Linked DNA regions of Homo sapiens: region 1 is linked to region 2. Evidence: read pairs that join two places in POLR2A ChIA-PET (ENCODE). Cell type or tissue: A673. All regions are shown on one strand. Each heading gives the region's core, and the rest is flanking DNA. Links, peaks and the distances in the headings are about the cores only.

What was found. ChIA-PET counts read pairs that join two places held together with the same protein. Peaks named below come from ENCODE experiments on the same cell type or tissue, not always from the same donor. Only the 100,000 strongest peaks of a DNase experiment are listed, where the experiment ranks them.
Region 1: POLR2A ChIA-PET joins it to region 2 with 5 read pairs; 2 of 35 experiments call an interaction of 5 or more read pairs at or near these places.

The regions. Positions count from the first base shown.
Region 1 is chr4:173,213,189-173,216,107 of GRCh38, reverse strand. All of the region lies in intron 1 of GALNT7 (polypeptide N-acetylgalactosaminyltransferase 7), which reads right to left. Among named protein-coding and RNA genes, the nearest start is that of GALNT7-DT, 45 kb to the right of the region's middle. In A673, for the core only: no CTCF peak of the experiment used is centred there; a DNase peak (open chromatin) is centred at 1,147; H3K27ac peaks cover 1,615 bases.
Region 2 is chr4:173,300,439-173,303,357 of GRCh38, reverse strand. GALNT7 (polypeptide N-acetylgalactosaminyltransferase 7) reads right to left here. Exons shown (of 12, transcript NM_017423.3): 7 at 1,194-1,311. Among named protein-coding and RNA genes, the nearest start is that of HMGB2, 32 kb to the left of the region's middle. In A673, for the core only: a CTCF peak has its summit at 1,555 (motif pointing right); a DNase peak (open chromatin) is centred at 1,637; H3K27ac peaks cover 1,670 bases.

The DNA.
Region 1 (2,919 bases), core at 143-2,642, 87 kb after region 2:
CTTGCTCTGTCACCCAGGCTGGAGTGTGTGATCGCAGCTCACTGCAACATCTGCTTTTCAGGCTCAAGCCATCCTCCCACCTCAGCCTCCCAAGTAGCTGGGACTACAGGCCCATGCTGCCATGCCCGGCTGATTTCTTTATTTTTATTTTTTTATTTTTAGAGAGAGAAGGGGTTTCACCATGTTGCCCAGGCTGGTCTCGAACTCCTGGGCTCAAGCAATCTGCCGCCTTGGCCTCCCAAAGTGCTGGGATTACGGGCGTGAACCACTGCACCCGGCCTTTTAAAGCCTGTTTTGAAGGTCTGAGTATTTGTAAAAATGTAGTTCATATTTTCTAGCTCAATCTTAATTACTGGAACAGTTTCAAAATAATTGACAAAAAGAAGAGTGGATTTTATATGGTTCTATTGTCAGAATGCTCCTTGAAAGGATTCCTTGAGCCTGATGAAATTCCACATCCTGAAACTTCTCAAGTCAGGCTAGGTCTTAGGGTCAAAACAACGGGCCCTCCCCCAGCTCACAGCTCTGATCCCCAGTCGGGTTCCCCAGGACTTGGGTGCATTAAAAGGAGAACAGCAGGCCGGGTATGGTGGCTGACACCTGCAATCCCAGCACTTCGAAAGGCCGAGGCAGCGGATCACCTGAGGTCAGGAGTTCAAGACCAGCCTGGGCAACATGGTGAACCCCCGTCTCTACTAAAAATACAAAAAGTAGCCAGGCATGGTGGCACACGCCTGTAATCACTGCTACTTGGAAGGTAGAGGCAGGAGAATCGCTTGAATCCAGGAGACGGATATTGCAGTGAGCCGAGATCACACCACTGCTCTCCAGCCTGGGCGACAGAACAAGACTCCATATCAAAAAAAAAAAAAAAAGAAGAAGAAGAGCAGAGGTTGGTGGTGGGGCCAGTGGGTATTCAGAACCTCTTGGATAGTTGGATTTGTTCTTTCAACTAACTTTCTTTGTGTATCCACCATATTTCTAGCCAACATGGCTGTGGGAATACAAGAGATAAAAGTCATAGCATTTGCTTTCCAGGAGCTTAGATTCTGGTAGGGAAGAAAGAAAGCAGGGGATCATGATAGGATTACAGAAAGGAATGGGTCCACATGTCCAAGCCACAACTTAACTATAAGAACTGGCATTTGGCCATCACCAAGGCAGTCAGTGTATTCCTGAAGCACGACCGTAGGCTAGATGCCAGGATGTGTTGGTACTGCCTCTGCTATTTGAGAGGTTTTGAGTAACATTTTGGAAAATGCTGTCACTACTAGGGCTGGAAAGAGCATTAAAAAAAAAAAAAAATCCAAGTCATAAGTTTGGAAGCAAAAGGAAGACAAGGAAGACAGGTTACTACTTGATTCCATCAAGGCATTCTATAAACTCTCTGCTGCCAAGTGCCAGAAATTTGACTCTACCAGGCTTGAGAAGTTGAATTTGGACTAGTGGTTGAAACAGCTCTATTGAGAACTTATATATACATGCACCAAGCACTTCACTGTTCCCATGGCTCATCTGGATCTGTTAAGTCTCTTTTCTCTTTGAAGATTTCTTAAAATCTGAAGTTTTCTTAGGGCTCTCAGTCCCCTGTAGACTCAATCTAATCATAGAGATCTTGCTCTTTCTCTTGGAACACACTTTCTGTCCCAGCGGGCAGGCTAGTTAGAGATAAGGGGTCTGAAGCTACCATGACCTTACAGAGTGATCTGGGCCAAATTGCAAGTTAATGACTCCTCAAAATAAAGCTTTCTAGTTTATCAAAATCCAGAGGCTGAAATACTTACCACAATGTGGTCTCTTAAGGGTTTTTTTTTTTTTTAAAGAGCTTTGTATTTATTCTGTCTTTTGAACTGAACTTAATTGCTTAAAGGATACAACACTTAAACTTCTTTAAAAACATCAAGATTAAAGAATATACAGTATAATGATCACTTCTCTAGTTAGGTCTTGCAAAAAAATAATAATAACAACACTGGGTTGTGTGTTATTTCCAGAGGCATCTTGATCTTTTTGCAAATCAGAGATTGTTTGAGGTTTGCCTGGAGTCACTGAAAAGCCCTTACATTAACTTTATAAAGTGAAATGTATGTTGGTAAAGTACAGGGGCCAATATTTCAGAAACATACAGTAGAAGAATCTATTTAAGTCTATCTAAAAGCCCTCAGTCTAAAATCAAAGGTGCTATAAAAAAATTATAAGGAATCCTTTGGAGTAACAGGAAAGGATGTTCATTTAATTTAATCAAGGAGAAAGATGAGACTTTTAAAACAAAAGCTGGTAAAAACATAATGGCCAGCAAACAAACAGAACTGAGGTGCTATATGCCTGTCAGTGCTTGAATATTTATCTAAACAGTTGTATTTTTGTGACTTAATCTTTAATTTCATAAGAGTGAATTTTATTAGAATTTTTTGGTTAGTAGACCTTCAAAAATTACCGAGAAATAATCACTATATAGTTATCAAATCGTTTTCAGGATATGTGCAAACAGCCTCCTTTATTTGATTGCAAAGTATAACAAAAATATCAATCCAAGACTCTTACAAAAGAGTGTATGACTACTCATATTATACACCACAGCTCAATTGTATTAAACACTACTGTCTCATTGCCTAACCAGGCAATTGTTCTACAAACATTGACTTAGAAATAACAACTTTTTTTTTCTTGCCAGCTTCCAGACTAGTTCTTCTTTACTCTCTTGAATGGCAATTGCTTAAACCTGATAATCTTCTGAACAAGGTACCTTCTAACAAACTCTCAGGTTTATGGGGAGCAACTCCTCATGGGGTAAACAAAATAGCACAGAGCTGAGGGATCAGGTTTATCAGTTTTAATTCTACAATAAAATCTCTGTTCTGCATAAGAAGGAAAAAAAAACTAGAAAGGAGGAGAATGTAAAACGAGAAATCACATTTT
Region 2 (2,919 bases), core at 104-2,603:
TGAATGTTCCTTGTGTTCTCTTCTTTGTACTTTTCCCCATGCTACTTGCTTAGAAGTCCCCCTCCCATCCCTTATCTGTGCTTACTAACATCATACCCATCTTCCTACTTCTGCCGCAAATTCTGCATCTAGCATAACGCTCGCTCTTTCTTTTTTTTTTTTTGAGACGGAGTCTCGCTCTGTCCCCCAGGCTGGAGTGCAGTGGTGCGATCTCGGCTCACTACAATCTCCGCCTCCCAGATTCAAGCAATTCCCCTGCCTCAGCCTCCCGAGTATCTGGGACTACAGGTGTGTACCACCACACCCGGCTAATTTTTTGTATTTTAGTAGAGATGGGGTTTCACCATGTTGGCTAGGATGGTCTCGATCTCTTGACCTCATGATCCGCCCATGTTGGCCTCCCAAAGTGATGGGTTTATAGGCATGAGCGCCTGGCCGACGGTTTTTTAAGCACACCAACTGAATGCCATTCTGCCTTCTTGTATTATGAATTTAAGTATAATTCTAATATCTTCTTATCAAGTTCCTTGAGAGCAACAACTGGTTTACTCCTCTTCTATCCCTCACAGTGCTACGCACAGGACATTTAAGACAAGAGGTAATGAATACCTGTTTAACTCACACTCTGATATAGTTCTCTCTCTCTTTCTTTTGGAAAATGGGGGTAGGAATAGGGGTTGAGGTGGGGGCTGGAGCATGGAAGATAGTATTGCTCCCAGACTGCTTCAACAACAGGGTGGATGCTGCAGGAAGACAGCGCCAAAGTCAGCCTGAGGATACAGTCATTGTGGGGCTCTGCTTCTGTCTTGAATCATGTCCTACAGTGGTAAAGGGTGACTGTGTCAGTGGGTGGTCAATTGTGGCCCTAACGCATGCAGATTCTTCCAAGGGCTTCTATAATAAAAAGCTCCAATATATAGAAAGTTGGGGTGTGGGGGTAGATATTTTCATTTCTAAAGCTTGCTAGCCACAATTTTGAGCTGAGCCCTGTAAATATATGGTAAGTTTGGAGCTTGCATTTTGCCTTATTTTTTCCTCAAAGGCATCCATTTTCATTAAATCATTCTATACAATTTGGAGAAATGCATGATATAATTGTGGGCTTTTTTCCCCCACAAAAAACTAGCTTTATCTGAAAGCCACAGAAGTTAGTAACGACTTGGAGAATTCCATCTGTTGAAATAAAATGTTACCTTGTATGAGATCTCAAAGTTTTCACCACCCCAAATCTGGAGACCTGGATCATAGAGACCCAATTCAAAGAAGAACTCTCGTTCAATGGCAAATAATCCCCCAGCCATGGCTGGGGACCTAAGAAAAAGAAACACTGCAATAACCATTACAGACAAACCCCCAATAACCCTTCACCAATAGGCAAGAAGCCTTGTAGAATACAGCCTGAAAATGCATAGAAGAGACAAAACTGATGGCCAAACATTAAGAAATTATAAAGCCTTTACAAAAAAAGAAAAAAATCTGTTCATAATTCCCTAACGAATTTACCACAATTTCTAACTGAAACTGTAGCTCATTACAAAATAGAGCATTGTTTGAGTTCACCATTAGAGGGCGCCTTGGTACCTCTGTGGATTTAAAAATTAAGCCTTAGTTTTAGTTAAAATAGAATTTTCTCTTTCACTCTTAAAAACACTGAGCCATACAGCCGTGGTCTGCTAACTGCTCCTGCATTGATTTATGAGTCATTCTTGGGTGAACAAAACCATACACCATGGAAGTAGTCTGTCATTTTTTAATTTTATAGCTCAGGGGCTCGCCAAATAACAGTGTAAATCATTGTAGAACAACCACAGTTCATTCAGAGTTTGCAAATGTAGCACAGAAATGACACAGGAGAATTAGATATAGATATTTACTGTGCCAGGAGGTAGGAATGCAAAAGGGTGACCTGTGTATCTGTGGGGCTTCTTGAATGGATCTTAAATTGGACACTTTTTAGGTCCAAGAGAAAAAAGATTTGGTAGCTTCTTAGGGACAAGTCACTCCCACCATTGGGAGAAATTACAGCAGAATTTATCTTGCTCCCTGCTCCCCTCCCCTGAACAATTAATTACTAATCCATCATGATTCTTAAATTTTAGGGTACTCAGTATTATTAGGGTAACTTCATCATCATACATAATATTCAATCTACTCAAATAGGTTCAATGGAACCTATTTCAAGGTTCCATTGATTCTACCTTGAAAAAAAAATCTTTTTTTTTTGAGACATAGTCTCACTCTATGGCCCAGCCTGGAGTACAGTGGCATGATTGCGGCTCACTGCAGTCTTGACCTTCTGGGCTCAAGCAGTCCTCCCACCTCAGCCTCCTGAGTAGCTGGGACTACAAGCGCACACCAACACATCCAGCTACCTTTTTATGTATTTTGTAGAGATGGGGTTTCGCCATGTTGCTCAGACTGGTCTAGAACTCCTGGGCTCAAAAGTTCCACCTGCCTAGGCCTCCCTAAGTGCTAGGATTATAGGCATGAGCCACTGCACCCAGCCTTGAAAATACATCTTGAATCTGCTGACTTATTTCCAACTTCACTGCCACCAGCCTAGACCAGGCCAACACTGCTTGGACTTTCCAATATCTCCCGAGCTTGTGTCCTTTATTGTCTTCTGCCCCCTGCTCAAGGCTAATCACACAGGGGCCAGAGCAGACTCCTCCACATGCGCCTGCATGATACCAGCCTCTCCCGGCTCTCTGGGCTCACCATGGACTCTCTTCCCGTTGAGTCCTTCACGGCTCTGCTCCCACCGGGAACGTGCCAGCCTCCTTTCTGTCTTAAGGCCTTCATTCATGTTATTCACGATCCTGAAATGTTCCTTCTCCTTTTCCACAGAATTGGTCCCTCATCCTTCAGGTCTCAGCCTAAATGACACTTTGTCAGAAGGGCCTTTCCTGATCTCCCAAG